2 separate regions of the Mus musculus genome follow, and region 1 is linked to region 2. Evidence: chromatin loops called from intact Hi-C (ENCODE). Cell type or tissue: heart. All regions are shown on one strand. Each heading gives the region's core, and the rest is flanking DNA. Links, peaks and the distances in the headings are about the cores only.

Region 1 (8,375 bases), core at 293-8,292, 490 kb after region 2:
TTTAATGGGATCCGATGCCCTCTTCTGGTGTGTCTGAAGACAGCGACAGTGTACTCACACGCATAAAATAAATAAATATTTAAAACAACAACAACAACCACCCAGTAAGATAAAGAATGCTGGAGCAGAATACATGGCCTTGACTGGGTTTCTGTGGTGCTAAGGATCGAGGTCAGGGCTCCCTGCATGCTAGACCAGCAAGCACTCTACCCTTAAAAGATGACTTTATACAACATGTGAGCCCCATAGGTGTGGTACATGCCCGCAACCCTAGCCTTCAGTAAGCGAAAGTCAGAACACTAGAAGCTCACCCCAGTGGCATACCTTCTCCAAGAAGGCCACACCTCCCAATCCTTTCTAAACTGTTTCACCAACTGAGGGCCAAGTATTCAAACCATGGGCCTATGCAGCGATTCTCATTCCAACCAGCACACTACCTAGCAAGGCCGGTCTGCGTTACATGAGGTACTCTCCAAATTTAAAAAAAAAAAAAAAAAAAAAAAAGTATTTCCTTTTTATTTTTCTTGCTAGGCATGGGGACTTCCATCTTTAATGCCAGCAGAAGCAGGTGGATTTCGGAGTTGAGGCCAGTCTGATCTACAGAGAAAGTTCCAGGACAGCTATGGCTGCACAAGTGAGCTCTGTCCGTAAAGAAAAATGTAAAACATGGAAGGAAACCATAGGGACAAAGAAGGGCATCATCATATGCTGTTTGGTTTCCTTTGCTTGTTTTGAGACACGGTTCAATGTGTAGACCTGGCTTGCCTGGACCTTGCTCCGTAAGCCAGGCTGGACTCATACTCCTAGAGATCCACTGGCCTCAAGGATTAAGGCAGGTGACGCCATGCAGGGTGCCATCATATGCTGTTATCGTTCCAGAGAACAACAAGGAGCAAGATGAGGGAATCATCGAAATACCTCGCTGGGCAGTGGTGGCGCAAGCCTCTAATTCCAGTGCTTGGGAGGCAGAGAGGCAGAGAGAGAGAGAGAGAGAGGCAGAGAGGCAGAGAGAGAGAGAGAGGCAGAGAGGCAGAGGCAGAGAGGCAGAGAGAGAGGCTGAGAGAGAGAGGCAGAGAGGCAGAGGCAGAGAGGCAGAGAGAGAGGCTGAGAGAGAGAGAGAGAGAGAGAGAGAGAGAGAGAGAGGCAGAGAGGCAGAGACAGACAGACAGAGAGAGAGAGTGAGAGAGAGAGAGACAGAGAGAGAGAGAGAGACAGAGAGAGAGAGACAGAGAGACAGAGAGAGAGAGAGAGAGAGAGAGAGAGAGAGAGAGAGAGAGAGAGAGACAGAGAGACAGAGAGAGAGAGAGAGAGAGAGAGAGGCAGAGAGAGAGAGAGAGAGAGAGGCAGAGAGGCAGAGGCAGAGAGGCAGAGAGAGAGGCTGAGAGAGAGAGAGAGAGAGAGGCAGAGAGGCAGAGAGAGAGAGAGAGAGAGGCAGAGAGGCAGAGAGAGAGAGAGGCAGAGAGGCAGAGGCAGAGAGGCAGAGAGAGAGGCTGAGAGAGAGAGAGAGAGAGAGAGAGAGAGAGAGGCAGAGAGGCAGAGAGAGAGAGAGAGGCAGAGAGGCAGAGAGAGAGAGAGGCAGAGAGGCAGAGAGAGAGAGAGAGAGAGAGAGAGAGAGAGGCAGAGAGAGAGAGGCAGAGAGGCAGAGAGGCAGAGAGAGAGGCAGAGAGGCTGAGAGAGAGAGAGAGAGAGAGAGAGAGGCAGAGAGAGAGAGAGAGGCAGAGGCAGAGGCAGGTGGATCTGAGTTTGAGGCCAACCTCTTTCTACAGGGTTAGTTCCAAGATAGCCAGGGCTATGCCTCAAAAAACAAACAATGAAGATTTGTGTGCTTCTAACCATACAGCCTCAAAAATCACAATCCCTTCCCCCACAGGCACAGAGACACACACGTGGAACAAACTGTAGGGAGAAACAGATACTAACATGTACATTTCAAAAACTGATCAAGTAAATGTGGTAGCTCATGCCTGTAACCACAATACTGGGGAGACTGAGGCATGAAGGATCATGAATTCAAGGCTAGCTGGAGCTTCATTAGAACACCGCCCCCCCCACCCCCATGCAAGAATAGATAAAGCTTGAAGGCATAACCCTTTAATCTAATCACTTGAAAGACAGAGGTAGGTGGATTTCTATGCATTCAAGGACAGCCTTGTTTTGAGACCCTGTCCAAAAAAGAAAGAGAAAAGGAGAAGGAGAGGGAGAAGAAGAAGAAGAAGAAGAAGAAGAAGAAGAAGAAGAAGAAGAAGAAGAAGAAGAAGAAGAAGAAGAAGAAGAAGAGGTGGAGGAGGAGGAGGAGGAGGAGGAGAGAGGAGGAGGAGAGAGGAGGGGGGAGGAGGAGGGGGGAGGAAGGGGAAAGGAATGGGAGGGGAAAAGAGGGGAGGAAGAAGAAAGGAGGAGGAAGAAGAAAGTGAGGAAGAAAGAAAAGAAAGAAAAAGAAAGAGGAAGGAAGGAAGGAAGGAAGGAGAGGACTCTAAAAGCTGAGGAAATGGCTCGGTCTGTAAAGCATTTGCTGTGTAAGCATGAGGAACTGAATTTGAGTCCCCAGAACCAATGTAAAATCAATCAATCAATCCATCAATCCAGGGCCAGGTGCACAGGTGCACTGTAATCTCAGAACTGAGAAAATCCCATCAGCAGGACCCCAGGGGCCAGCCGGGCTGGTCAAATTGTGGATCTCTTAAATTCAGTGAGAAACTGTCTCAAAAACAGCGGGGTGCCAGGGTGGGGGTGGGAGGTGGCAGAATGTCTCAGGGGGGGTAAAAGCTTGTACCACAAGACCCTGGAGACCTGTGCTCTGTCCCCAAACCCATGGAGAAGTGAGATAACCATGTTCCTGAGGTTACCATCCGTCTCCCACAGATGTACCATGGCACACTGGGGACCCTCCCATCACACACTTATAATATACACCCCCCAAGGTAGAGGAACTGATATTCATGAAATGCCCATATTAAAACTTTAGAAACAACGAATAAGCTCATGGGATGAGCTGTGTCTGCATGTCTCCACACCCTACGAATTGTCTGCCAATCAGCAATAGTTAACTTACAGGCGGAACTGTTTAACTTACAAAGATGACTTTCGCTTTGTTCTATTGATACCTTATGCATAAAAGGGATTCAGTGAACTCGTGTGCATAAGATATTTATCACAATGTCTAATTTCATCTCCTTCATCATTTTGTCTAAGAGGCCTCCCCTCAATTCTAGTTATAAATCGATACGGTAAAACCCGACCACAGTCGGCCACGAATCCAGGCGTGTGAACTGTGTTTGTGAAGCTGACAACGGAGTGGCTGGTGGGGGTTCACACAGCTGAGGACTCTGGGAGCCCAGCTAGCCATGTTAAATTCATGCCAGGCCTGGCTACAGTTTGATGCCACCTGGTGGCAGTAGTGGTCCTGTTTGGAATACCATAGAAGATGACTGAATCCAGAGGTCCTACTGTCCCGACTGTCCCAGGTAGCTGTGATTCAGAGGCTCAGCGAGGGGTGTGGGGGAGGGGCGCGTGAGGATCAGAGTTCTCACGCCTGCCCTCTTTTCTTTCAGAAGTCCACATGCATTTCTTCTGCTGTGTGGCTGCAGCTCAGACCCAGAGCTGCTCCTGACCACTAGCATAGCCTTTAATTCCCATCTCCAGTCTTTATTTATCCAGTTCCAACAGAAGCTAAGCAGGGAATGGGAGCAAGTTCTTGTAAATTTTGCATAACTAAAATTACATCTACAGTTATGTGGTTTTTCTTTTTCCATTTCTCTGTGTGTGTGTGAGCACACACGCATATGTTTTATGCAAGTTTGCATATGTGTGGGTGCACACGGACGCCCAAAGCTGATGTCCACAGTCATCTTCAATAACACGTCTTTTTCACTGAGGCAGGCTCTCTCAGTCAAACCCTGAACTCAGAGGTATGGCTGGTCTCATTAGCCAACTTGCTCTGGGAATCCCTTCTGTGTGCCTTCAGAGGCTAGCATGGCAAACGAGCCACCATACTGTCTGGAGTTTCACGTGGTGGGGCTGGTGAATCAAAACTCCAGCCTCAGGCTTACAAGGCAAGCACTTCAACCACTGGGCCATCTCCCCAGTCCTAAGTTACAGTTCATCATTTTTAAAAAAGATGTAGTTACTTTATTTTCGGTGTATGAGTGCTTTGACTGCACATATGCATGTATGTACACCATGTGCATACGTGGTATCCGCAGAGGCCAGAAGAAGTCAGAGCCCCTGGAACTGGAATCACTGTGAGTGACCATCGGAGTTCTAGGACTCAGCCTTGGGTGCTCTGTAAGGATACTGTGATCTTGACCACTGAGCCATCTCTCCAGCACCCAAGTTTGTTTGTTATGAATGTGTATAGTCATGCAGCTTTACTGTGGTTATTTATTTATTTATTCGAGACAGGGTTTCTCTGTGTAGCCCTGGCTGTCCTGGAACTCACTCTGTAGACCAGGCTGGCCTCGAACTCCGAAATCCACCTGCCTCTGCCTCCCAAGTGCTGGGATTAAAGGTGTGTGCCACCAGCTAACAAGACTTTTTATTAAAGAGTTTTTGATTATTCTAAATGTTTAGTTGGATTTTTTTTAAAGTCTTTATTATAAAACCTGGTATGGTGGAACATACCTGTACCTGCTGTAGAGGCAGGAGAATCAGGATTTTAAGGCTTTCATGTCTACATAATGGATTCCAGACTAGTCCAAGCTGCATGAGACCCTGTCTCAAAAACAAACAAACAAACAAACAAAAAACAAAACAAACAAAAGACAGAGAAAGAGGTGAGAGAAAAGGAGAGGGTATGTGAAGATAAAAAGATTCATTCCATCCAGAGGGTAGTAATCTTCTTGCATAAATGTTACCAATCTTTCAAGAGCATCATGAGTTTGAGGCCACCCTAGGGTATGTGCCAACACATTGTCTCAAAATAAAAACAAAATGTCGTGCTCCTTAGATCTTCATGGAGACAAGGCTGTAAAGGGTCAATGGTCAGTTCCTGGATGTCTGTCTTGGCCTCTCACTCTTCCTGGCATCTCCTAGTTCAGACAGGGAGTCTGAGAAACCAACACTTACTGAAAGAGAGCTGCAGAGCCAGAGGTCTGGGACCAGGGTCTCCCTCTCTCTCCCCATCTCTTGTCACAGTCAGTGACTACATTTGTCTTTCAGGAAACAGCCAAGCACCAAGCTGGTTGTCACATGTTGGAAGCTTTGTGGCAAAGGTCAGAAGAAGGCCTGCTTACCAGCATCTTGGCAGGCTTACCTGCTGTCTGTCCTTTCTGCCCTGCCCTCCCCTCCAGCTACTCAAAAGTGTGAATTACAATACTGTATTACCCACTTCTCTGCCTCAGCTGTGGCCCACAGCTTCCCCATCCTTCTCAGGTACAGTCCTGCTCAGCCACCCCCACCCCCACACACACTCCCACCACCCATGCGACCCCCTCCCAAGCCTCTATGCCATCTCCCAGATCCGTTCTGTCTCCTTGCTCACCCCCCACTTGTTTCCTCTGATGTTTCAGGCTTTTCCTCTCTGCTTCCAGGGCTAGCCTCTGACTGAAGATTTAAAATGATCTCTTGCCTACCCATGTCTTCATTCCCTAAAGACTTGCAAGTCTACATGGAGTTAATTTTGAAAGCTTTGTCACATGAAAACTGGCCAGGCCATCAGCCAAAGAGCTCTCCTGCCAGGACAGGCATGCTTAGCCCTATATTTAGGTCCTAAGCGGTCCCACTCACCTCTTTCTATAACTGATAGGAGCCACACTCACTCCCGGTTAGAAGAATTTAAGCATGAGAAAAGCGCATTCACTTAGTGTAGCCTAGACCAGAGACCCTGTGGTAGGTAACTAAAGTCACTTCTTTACCTGCTTTTTGCCAAATACACTCTGTACATTTTACGCAAGTATACTGTTGATTTACTGGGAATAAGAGGGGTCGCATACCTGGGCCACAGAACTCCAATAATCCACATTTACCTGATACTGCCTTCTGAGTAGTCTACATGTGAAAGTTTAAAATTTAGCTGGGTAATGGTGGCACACACCTTTAATCCCAGCATTCAGGAGGCAGAGGCAGGCAAATCTCTGTGTTTTGGAAGTTAGCCATCTCAAAAAATTAACTATTAATTAATTAAAATCGTTGGAAGCGAAGAAGCTAGTCCTTAATTTTTTTTTTCAGATGTAGGAGCTGAAGATATGGCTCCGTACTCAAGAGTGCTTGCTGCTTTTGAAAGAGACAGCTTCAGTTCCCAGCCCCCATGTGGTAGCTCACAACCATCCATTCCGAACTGCAGTTGTAGAGGAGTCTGACACCCACTTCTGACCTCCGTGGGCACCAGGCACCCACTTGGTACACAGACATAATATGCAGGCAAAACTCATACAATAAAATAAATAAGTGTAAAAACCTTTTTATTTTTAATTGTGCTGGGTGTGGTGGCACACACCTTTAATCCCAGCAGTTGGGAGGCAGAGGCAGGCGGATTTCTGAGTTCGAGGCCAGCTTGGTCTACAAAGTGAGTTCCAGGACAGCCAGGGCTATACAGAGAAACCCTGTCTCGAAAATAAATAAATAAATAAATAAAATTTTCTTTGTCCTCTTTTGAAACAGGGTTTCTCTGTGTAGACTGAGTTTCTCTGTCCTAGAACTTGCTCTGAAAACCAGGCTGGCCTCAACCTCAGAGATCCACCTGCCTCTGCCTCCCAAGTGCTGGGAGACGCCACCACCGCCCAGCCTAATTTTTTTTTTGGGGGGGGGGGAGGGGAGGTTCGAGATAGCCCTGGCTGTGTGTGTAGCCCTGGCTGTCCTGGAGCTCACTTTGTAGTCCAAGCTAGCCTCGAACTCAGAAATCTGCCTGCCTCTGCCTCCCGAGTGCTGGGATTAAAGGCGTGCGCCACCATGCCCAGTCCAGCCTAATTTTTTCTTTTTTTCTTTTCTTTTCTTTTTCTTTTTTTTTTCTTTTTTTTGATTCTTAAGCTGACTGCAAGAGGGTTTATTGTACACGAGCTACACTTGGCCACAAGAGAACAGAGCTAGTCCAGAGTGCCGGGGGTCCAGGGCAGAGGGCCAGCGGGACTGTTTTGGTTGTAAGAAAGGCGGTCATTTCTCCAGGCGATCGCAGCGAGGTGACGTTCCAGGTCTACTGAGACTCATTACCGATGGCAGCACACAGTCCGATAGCTTGTCCCGGCCCTCAGCATCCCTCACTTCTGCTCCTGCAGGCGTCGTGGGTGCACCGGCAGGCTTACTTGGACCTCTGCCTCATCTTTCTTCTCTTGCGCTTCAGCCTGCGCATTCTCTTCTTCCGCCACTTCGCTCTCATGGCGCAGGAGTCTCAAGGAAGATGGCGCTAAGACCGAGCCCAGCCTAATTTTTAAACATTTCAACTTAGACTACTCAGAGAACAGTAGCAGGTAAATGTGGGTTGTTGGAATTCTGTGGGCTGATTTCCCTCAAACTCTTGCTGACTCCAGAGGCCTGTATGCTCCCTGTGCTTTCTGCTGGTGCTGATTATATAGGTCAGAAGGTCACTGGGTCATTTACGTGAGGGGGTTTCATCTTGCCGTACTTCTGACCACTCAATCCCGAGCACATTGAACCCAGTGTCTCTTTTCCTCCATTGAGGAAAATGGTGAACTAAAGGTGATTTCAGTGAGCTCTCTGCCCCAGAAGCTGTCTGTTCCTCCCAGAGTGCAAGGACTTTGTTGCTTTAGCCCTTCAAGCCTCCACAGGATTTTAGTTCATAGCCCAAGCTAGCCTGGAATTGATTATGTAACCCAAGCAGGCCTCACACTGGTGACAATTCTCCAGCCTCCGGCTCCCTAGTATTGGGATTCCAAACGTGTACCACCAAGCCTGGCCCAGTGCTGTTTGTTTGTTTGTTTGCCTCCTGAGTGCTGGGATTAAAGGCATGCGCCACCACGCTCGGCTTAATTGTAGATTTTCTTTTCTTTATTACTGTATCATCAGTAGTTTAAAACACTGAGACAAAGCTGGGTGATGGTGGCCCATGCCTTTAACCTCAGCAAGGCCAAAGCAGGCAATCTCTGAGGATTCCAGATCAGCCTGGTCTTCAGAGGGAGTTCAAGGACAGCCAGGGCTATACAAAGAAACCCTGTGTCAAAAACAAACAACAACAACAACAAAGTAAATCTACAATTGAGTCAGAAATTGCCCATGATAGAATCAAGAAAATAAGGTTCCATGTTAGTAAAAGAGAATGGTGTGTGTGTTGGGGGTGGGGCGTTGTTTTGTTGTTCTTGTAAAATAAAGTCTTACTGTACAGCCCACGGTTGCCTCGGCCTCTGAGTGTTGGGTACCATGAGTAGCAATTGTTATCTCCATGGAACATGAGGCAAAATGGAATATTCCATTGGCTCGTGTGGTGATTT
Region 2 (8,375 bases), core at 257-8,256:
ACCTCCCCTCTCCCCCAAATCCACTGCCCCTCTGTTTCTCTTCAGAAGAGAGCAGCCTCCCAGTGATATCAGCCGAACAGGGCATAACAAGTTACAATAAGAATAGGCACAAGTCCTTATATCAAGGCTAGATGGAGCAACTCAGTAGGAAGAAAAGGGTCCCAAAAGCAGGCAAGAGAGTCAGAGAAACCCTGACTCCCACAAGAACACCAAGCAACCATAACACATATCATAACTAGCCCAGATCCATGCAAGCTCCCTGATTATTGCTTCAGTCTCTGTGAGTCCCCATGAGCCCTGCCTGCTTAGTTGATTGGGTGAGTTGTGTTCTTGTTCCTTGACCTCTCTGGTTCCTACAATCCTTCCTTCCCTTCTTCTGAGGGATTCCCTGAGGTCAGCCTAATGTTTCAGCCTAATGCTTTCTTTTAGCACCCACAACTATCAGCCCGGGGGTTGCAGTGCCCACAGTGAGCTGGATGGGCCCTCCCACACCAACCATCAGTCAAGACAATGTAGCACAGGCTTGCCCACAGGCCAGTTGGGTGGGCTCATTATCTCAGTTGAGGTTCCTTCTTTCAGAATGATTCTAGCATTGACTGAATTCACATAACACTAGCCAGCACACTAACCTTCTCCCCCAGTACCTCATCCAGTCTGAGACCCCATCCTCTGCGGTGGCACTGCCCACATTCAGGCTGGGTCATCCCTGAGGTGTGTCTCCTGGGTGATTCTAAGTCTAGTCACACTGACAGTACAAATTAGCTATACCATTAGTGGTATGCCTTTACCAAAGAGTCGGCAAGCATGGCGGGGGTGGGGGGGGGTGGAGGGAGGGCAAACAGGAAAGACAACCCCCTAAGGACTCCTATGAACCAAGGGCTGAGGACAAGGGACAGGTAGTGAAGTAACACCTTCTTCTTCTAATAGCAGGTACAGACAGACCAGACATGAACAAACCCCACCCCACCCCACCCCACCCCACCCTGGTGCTGCTGGAGGTATAAATGAAAGATTAGCCATTGTGCAAAGTCCAAAAGTGAAGACCCACCTCTGTTCTGCCACATTGCCATCTCCAGAGGACATAGGGAGGGCCCAGTATTGCTTGGCCCCACAGGCTACAGAGGCCCATTTTGCTTACCACTCAGCTCACCAGCCCCAGGCACCAATAGCTGTCTATAGCAGACCCTGGTCCACAAACACGAAACGGAACCGAACGTTAGCTAGAATTTTGAACCAGAATTTCAGTTTGTCAAGGATGAGAGCTCTCCCAAGCCTTCTTCCATGGGCAGCAGAGCACAGAGAGGCTGTTGCCCTTTGCGCCTCACTGACCAGCCACTCAAAGCATCTACCTGTCTCAGGGACACATGCGGTGGACTTCAGAGCACTAAGGACTCCATCTGGGAAAGCTAAGGGCTTGGGGGTGACCCAGTAGGCAGCACCAGACGGGCACTGAGTTTCACTGGCTCATGGTCCCCCTCCTCTGCTCACTCCCTCCAGCCCCGAGCCCCTCTCCGGAGGTGCAGGATACCAGGCGACCAAGCAGCAGAAACCCTTCTACCTGGACCGTGGAGGACGTGGTCCGGTTTGTGAAAGATGCTGATCCCGAGGCTCTGGGACCTCATGTGGAGCTCTTCAGAAAGCACGTATGAAAGTAATGGGTCTGAAGGGCGGGCCAGGGAAAGAGAGGCATGGACCGAGGGAGGAGATCGGGATCCTCCAGACGCTGTCACTCTAGACTAAGCTCTAGCAGTGCCCTTAAGTGAGTCAGAGATGGGAGAGACAGAGGCAACCATAGGCCTGGCAGAGGAGAGCCACTGACAGATTTGTGTTTTTAAGGAATATGTTTCTCTTCTGTTCTCTCTCTTGGGCTTTGCCTGATTTTTTGCTAATCCATTCATCCATCATCCATCTATCTGTCCATTCACCCACCCATGCATCATCTATCCACCCATTCACCTACCAGTCTGTCCATCCATCCATCTCTCCATCCATCCATCCATTATCCACTCATTAACTCATCCATCTGTCCAATCCATGCATCCATGCATGCATGCATCCATCTATCCATCCATCCAACCATCCATTTACCCACCAATCCACCCATCTCTCATCTGTCCTTATCCATGTATCTGTCCACCTGTTCATCAATCATCCATCTGTCCATCCATCTACTCACCCACCCATCTACCCATCCATCCATCCACCCACCCACCCACCTGTGCATTCAACAGTCATCTATAGAACCCTGCAATATGCCAGGCAAACTGTGATCCTGTGCTCTTACTGCTTAGACCAGTGGCTTTCAATCTTCCTAATGCTACAACCGCTTAATACAGTCCCTCATGTTGTGGTAACCCCCAATTATAAAATTATTTTTGTTGCTACTTTATAACTAATATTGCTACTGTTATGAATCATGATGTAAATATCTGTGTTTTCCGATGGTGACCCCTGAGAAAGGATCAATCGACCACAAAGGGGTCGAGACCCACAAGTTCGAAACCACTGGCTTAGAGGGTTAAATGAGAAAATGCACATTAATACGTTACATGAGGCCTCACTCATATACAGAGCCTTCACATCAATGTTATAATCACGTAGGCGCTTTTGAAATATACAAAGATAGTAAGTGGGGCAAACGGTAAGAATTACTGTTACCTGCCCAGCTTACGATATTAATTCTGGATTGGTAGTATAACGAATTGCTACAAATCCAGGGTCTTTAGACAAGAGACATCTCTTATCTCTATTTCTGTGGGTCTGGAGCCTGCCTGGATCTCAGGCGTTGGCAGGGATAAATTCGTGTCTAGGTGTTCTAGGGACAATCTGCTTGCCTGCCTTTCTCAGCTTCACGACCCTCTTTAAAGCCAGGATCATCGACCCTGGTCCTCCTCAGGCTGACCTGTCTGTGGCTCTCTCTGTCTTTACCTGGATAGATGACATATACATGAGATAGTAGGAATGCAGGCGAAACTGTCTGCTTCAATCAAACAAGGGCAGGAATCTGAAAGGTGCAAGGTAGCAACTGAGTTTCCGGAGGGGCTGGGAAGACGAGGGCCTCGTAGTTGCTTGCTTTGTTTCCAAGAGCTTTCCCAGAACAAGTAGTATGCGCGCTCTAATCTACTCACCTGTCCTTAAAGTGCCCCTGGAGCACCCGCGGGGCACCCACGGGGCCATAACTACCGTTTGGCTGCTCTGACTGTCCTTTGGCTTTCCCTTCTCTCCAGGAGATTGATGGCAATGCCTTGTTGTTGCTGAGGAGCGACATGATCATGAAGTACCTGGGACTGAAGCTGGGACCCGCACTGAAACTCTGCTATCACATTGACAAGCTAAAGCAAGCTAAATTCTAAAGAGTTGGAAACAAAGCCCCACATCTCCAGGTTACTTCTGCCAGACCAGCATCCGGCCAACATCATGAGTAGACTGTCCTCTTAAACGTCGCAGCCACAACGACTGTGTCTTCTTATAGAACGTGTGCATCCTTGCCTTTTCTAATATTCCTAGTGGCCCCTTTCAGACACTCAACCGTGTGCTAGACTTGTCAGAAAAATCACAAAAAGGCTATTACAGTGTTCCTGACGTGCTGGTCACTCTTTACGGGTGCTATTTGTGCCGCGACAGAGTGGATAACTGAATGCTGTCACACAAGGAGAGCCCTGGAGGGGGCTCACAAAGTCCCTGCAGGGGCTGTGGGGACGCCCCCAGTGGCGGTGGCAACTGCTCCCTGTTCTTGGGACCGATCAGCATGAGTTTCCCTGGACTCAGCCCTGGAAGTTGTCTTCTGATGACCACCTCGCCTTGCACTATCTGGAAAACTTGAATTTTTGTTGCTGTTTTTTTGTCCGTTTGTTTGTTTTTGTTTTTGTTTTCCGCTCTCGAAGAGAAAAGGGAAAGGATGTTTTGGAGCCCTAGCTACTGAAGTCCTTCCTTGCTCCACTAGAGGGCAGACTGCTAACGAGGTTTCGGGATGCACAGACTGCGTGGCCGGGGTAGGGTTTTTATAAGCAAGACCTCGCTTGCACAGGGACAGGGAATGAAGTCCACATTGAGCACCCCAGATTGCCACTTGGGAAGAAATCAGGCTCTGTCAGGCGGGGTCCAGCTCATATCCATTACTTACTGACTTACTCGGTACAAATTCCGAAGCAGCCATCTGCCTAAACAAAGACTGGTGTCCCTTCTCTCCCAGAGTCTCACTGAGGCTCTGATATGACGGCATGCTGAAGAATCTTGGTGACATTTAGCTATGGGTATTTCTTGAAAAAAAGGCGGGGGGCGGGAACTGTCTCGACAAAGTTTGAAATAGGACATACTGATTTCTAGTTTCATGGCTGCGTTCTTAGCTGTGTGTCTGTGGCTAATTTTTCTAGTCTTCAACAAATACGCAGACGTGTTTTTATTGGGTTTAATTCAATTTACAAATAGGTTTTTACTCTTCACTGTGAAGTAATGGGAAAAAATTGATTTTCTACCCTTTGCAGCTGTGTCCAGAGAGGGGGGTGGAGCCAGGGTTTCCTAGGCAGAAGGGTGACCTCTTTACTGCCTATTCTTTATGGAATCCCTCCCCCTTTGTTTATTCTCGATGAATAGAGAACTCATGGGCACAGCCTTTTCCTTAAAGGCACATCTGGGGAAGGTGAGGGTCAAGGATAACCTAGGGTCTCCCTTGACAATAGTATGAATTTTAGAAAGGCACCTTCCCTCAGGCTGCAGTCTGAGCAAGATCTCAGCTGGCAAGTGTAGCCAGACGTCCTGGACTGTAACAAGATAAATGCGGTCTCTCAGATGGATCTACCTATTGTACCAATCAGGTAGAATTTAGGTAAAGAGCACAGGACATACTCCATGCTGTGCTATAAGGGCCCACTTTGATGTTCCCTGTTTGTGGGAGTGTGACATGACCCTGCAAGATCTTTGTTACATATACACGGGTGGTTGGACTTAAGTAAGACAGAGAAGGAGAAAATTGTCCCAGAGCTTCCCACTGAATGGAACTTGATCAGGCTGTGGATGAGCCGGATGTCTGTTATTGCTAGCATGAGGCAGAAATGACCTTGAATTAGACCTTGGAGAGACTCTTTAAGATGATAAAGCAATGAGCGGACTCTGCCTAGAAGAAGATTTTTAACTCTGGGTGCTCGCTGCTGCTCTGAAGTTAGATCCTTGTCTCAGAAAGCATCAGGCAGTTCCCACATACAGAACTGCTTGTGTGAAAGCTTTGAGATTAGACCGGTCACTTCACACAAACGTTTGCCCTTCCCTGGAGGTTCACGGTGCCTCTTCCAGGGACACGGGCTCCTTAGTGAGTGGTGGTATTAAGCTTGCCAAATGTCCTGCCTAAACTTACCCATGTCTCACTGGTGCCCCAAGTTAAAACAAGGCCAAACAAGTCAGGGGAGGCCTCTAATAATTTTTGAAGGAGAGCTAGAACCCAGTTCAAGTCTGTGGAGGAACGGAGCTGTGTCCCCAGACATGATGTCTTATTTCACACGAAGCCTTAAATTAGCTCAATTGTAGAATTCCAGATATTTAAGGTTTGGCCAAACAAAACAAAATAAAACAAAACACCAAGAAGCAATCTCATTAGTCTTGGAATGAGGGGCTGCCACATCACAGAAGGCCCAGCGGAACCAATTCTTCTTGCCTGTTTTTTCATAGAATCTAATTAGTTGACCAAATCAGCATTGCAATACTGCAAGTATAATTAATTTTCATCCCTCTCAAAAATCTTGTCAAACAGCGCAGCTAAATAGCTTCTCAAATGTAAAACATGCAAGGCCACTTCCTCTAAACAGACCTTCCAGGGTCAGACCGTAAGGGTTACCCTGGCCCAGATGAGCAGGACTTGAACTCACACCTGATAGTTCACAGGCTTGCTCTTCCAGCTGCACAGCATTGCTTCAGCTTGGAGTGGATAATGATCACATTTTGCATAATTCCAAATTAAAGAGTGTGGGTGCTCATGTTCCAAACATTTCCAATTACATTTGTCTGTTAAACACTTGGGGGAGGGAGGTTTCAAGAGAGTTCTGTTGCCTAAAGCATTTTAAATGTTTTATGAAACACATTATTCCCTTTGTGAAGATTTTAGATAAAAGATGTGGCCTGTGTGTATGAGTCTGTGTGTGTATTTGTGTATCTCTCTCTGTGTGTCTGTCTGTGCCTCTGTGTGTGTATGTGTCTGTTTATGGGGCTGGAGAGATGACTCAGCAGTTAAGAGCACTGACTGCCCTTCCGAAGGTCCTGAGTTCAAATCCCAGCAACCACACCGTGACTCACAACCCTCTGTAATGGGATCCTATGCCCTCTTCTGGTGTGTTTGAAAACAGCCTACAGTGTGTTTGAAAACAGCTACAGTGTACCCAAATATAATAAATAAATCTTAAGGAAAAAAAAAAAGAGTCGCCACTTTCTGAAACCAGATCACTATGTTTATAAAAAAAAAAAAAAAGGATGTCTCTGTGTGTGTCTGTATGTCTTTCTGTGCCTGTCTATAAACCTGTGTGTGTATATTTGTGTCTGTCTGTGTGTGTGTGTCTATGCATCTCCAGATACTGGAGTTGAAAAATCTAAGAAGTGGTTGTGAGGATAGCAGCTATTGCATGTTCTCAAATATCTTTCCAGCTTTGTAGTGCAGAGGCGCGGCATGGTCTGGTGCGGCATGGTCTGTTACGTGTAGGCATTTCCTCTTATTGTAGCAGGGCCTGTTCTGTGCACAGCTAGATGACCAGAACAGTCCTGGTGCCTAGACTTGTTCCTCTGAATCAGCTGAGTGGAAATGTCAGGACCTGAGGACCTGGATGCCGCAGGAAAGGCCTTACTGGAGAGGCCTCGGCCAGGAACAACTGCCTAAGCGTTTCACTTATGTCTGCCAGGGAGGACATGGGCCTGTTATTTCTCTTCCACAGGATTGCCAATTTTTTCCCCTTTCAGAAATAAAAGAGCAGAGAGAACGCCTCAGCAAAACCTGTGCTCAGAATTGATAACTTGGGAAGAGATGCTGGGCTGAGGGTTTGAGAATCAAACCAGATGAACAAAATTATACACTTCTTAGGAAAACCGTACAATACCGTTTGTGCCCACCGCCCCTGCCCATGACAGCCAGAACCTGATGATGCCACAGAATAATTCTTTAAATTAAAATGGGTTTAAAATTAAATGTATATTCTTTTAGAAGGGTTTGTTGAATCTCTGAAGAAAACTAGAAACACCCAATGTTCTGTTGAACACAGTCATCATTAGAAAGTCTTGAAGGACCTTCTGATCTCTCCCTGAGAACTATTCTAGAGAGAGGATACCTGGAGAGCTATCCCAGTGCATAAGTAACGGGATATGCACTCAAAAGATAACCTACCCCACTTTCCCCAGTGGAGGCAGGCTCGAACTGTTTAGATCATGGATAAAGACATGTTTTGGTTTTTTGCTTTTGTTTTTTACATAAACACACTCAGAGCTGAGTCCCTGCTCTGCTTGTGTGTTGCCACATGATTTTGCTCTGTTCCATGAGAGGTCCAGACTGGGAGCCCCTGGGGGAATCCAGCAGATGTCCAGATGTCCAGAGGCACCAACGGTCCTGCGTCCTTCCATATTGCCAAGTTAGCACCAGCTGCCCGGGAGCCCACTCTGGGCTCTGCAGAGCTAGGGATGCTGGAGCCGCAGCCCCTTTGTGTCTCTCCCTCCAAGGCTTAGTTAGCCTCATCCCACAGGATTCCTTCACGGACAATTGGAAGCTGGGTTTTTGGAAATCTAGTATTTACTTGAAAGAGGATCACTCTTATTTACTGCCACCAGTTAAAGATTAGGGCAACATGTCTGCTAACAATTTGCTTTGTGTAATTTTGTTTTAATGCTAATAAGCAACAGCTGGGACACTTCCTGTGGTAACTTCCTCTGTGGCTACAGTACAGTCAGCACACAAGACTGCACCAAGTGCTGCACTTACGAGCACACACTGGTCTGGAGACGCTGTGCTACGCAGCCAGCTGTACATTTCCCTAAGCTGTGCCCCTGGCCAACCTGCTAGACTTCCTACCTGAGACCTTGGGCTTCTTGGCACACTTACCAAGACACCGTTTCCCAGGCCAGCTGCCATTGGGACCAGGAGTTGATACTGTGACACAGGATGGCAGAACAGGAAGATGACAAAGAAGAAGAGGGCGGAGAACTGGCTTGGCAGTGACAGAATGGCGATTCTTGATAGTGTGGGGACAGCAGCATCTTTCTCTCTAAACATATCCATGAACCACTCAGGCTTGCTCTGTCACCTACTTGACCACATGGCCCGCGCCACGGCGCTGAGGCAGAAAAGTAGTCTACCAGTGGGTCCGGCACGGGAACGAACCAACAACATGCTTCTTCAAACCATGAAATGA

Evidence for each region. A loop is a pair of places that touch in the nucleus more often than their neighbours do. Peaks named below come from ENCODE experiments on the same cell type or tissue, not always from the same donor. Only the 100,000 strongest peaks of a DNase experiment are listed, where the experiment ranks them.
Region 1: it touches region 2 in a loop (4-fold over the local background); 4 of 42 quality-filtered maps call a loop at or near these places.

Annotation. Positions count from the first base shown.
Region 1 is chr10:43,449,196-43,457,570 of GRCm38, forward strand. It overlaps a transcript of Pdss2 not described here and the pseudogene Gm3699. Among named protein-coding and RNA genes, the nearest start is that of Bend3, 26 kb to the right of the region's middle. In heart, for the core only: a CTCF peak has its summit at 3,385 (motif pointing left); DNase peaks (open chromatin) are centred at 3,396, 5,176 and 5,666; H3K4me3 peaks cover 714 bases.
Region 2 is chr10:42,954,392-42,962,766 of GRCm38, forward strand. Scml4 (Scm polycomb group protein like 4) reads left to right here. Exons shown (of 9, transcript NM_172938.3): 8 at 1,498-1,643; 9 at 3,228-6,391. The coding sequence ends at 3,353. Among named protein-coding and RNA genes, the nearest start is that of Gm5079, 33 kb to the right of the region's middle. In heart, for the core only: a CTCF peak has its summit at 3,937 (motif pointing right); DNase peaks (open chromatin) are centred at 4,090, 7,540 and 7,960; H3K4me3 peaks cover 763 bases; H3K27ac peaks cover 1,230 bases; H3K27me3 peaks cover 1,627 bases.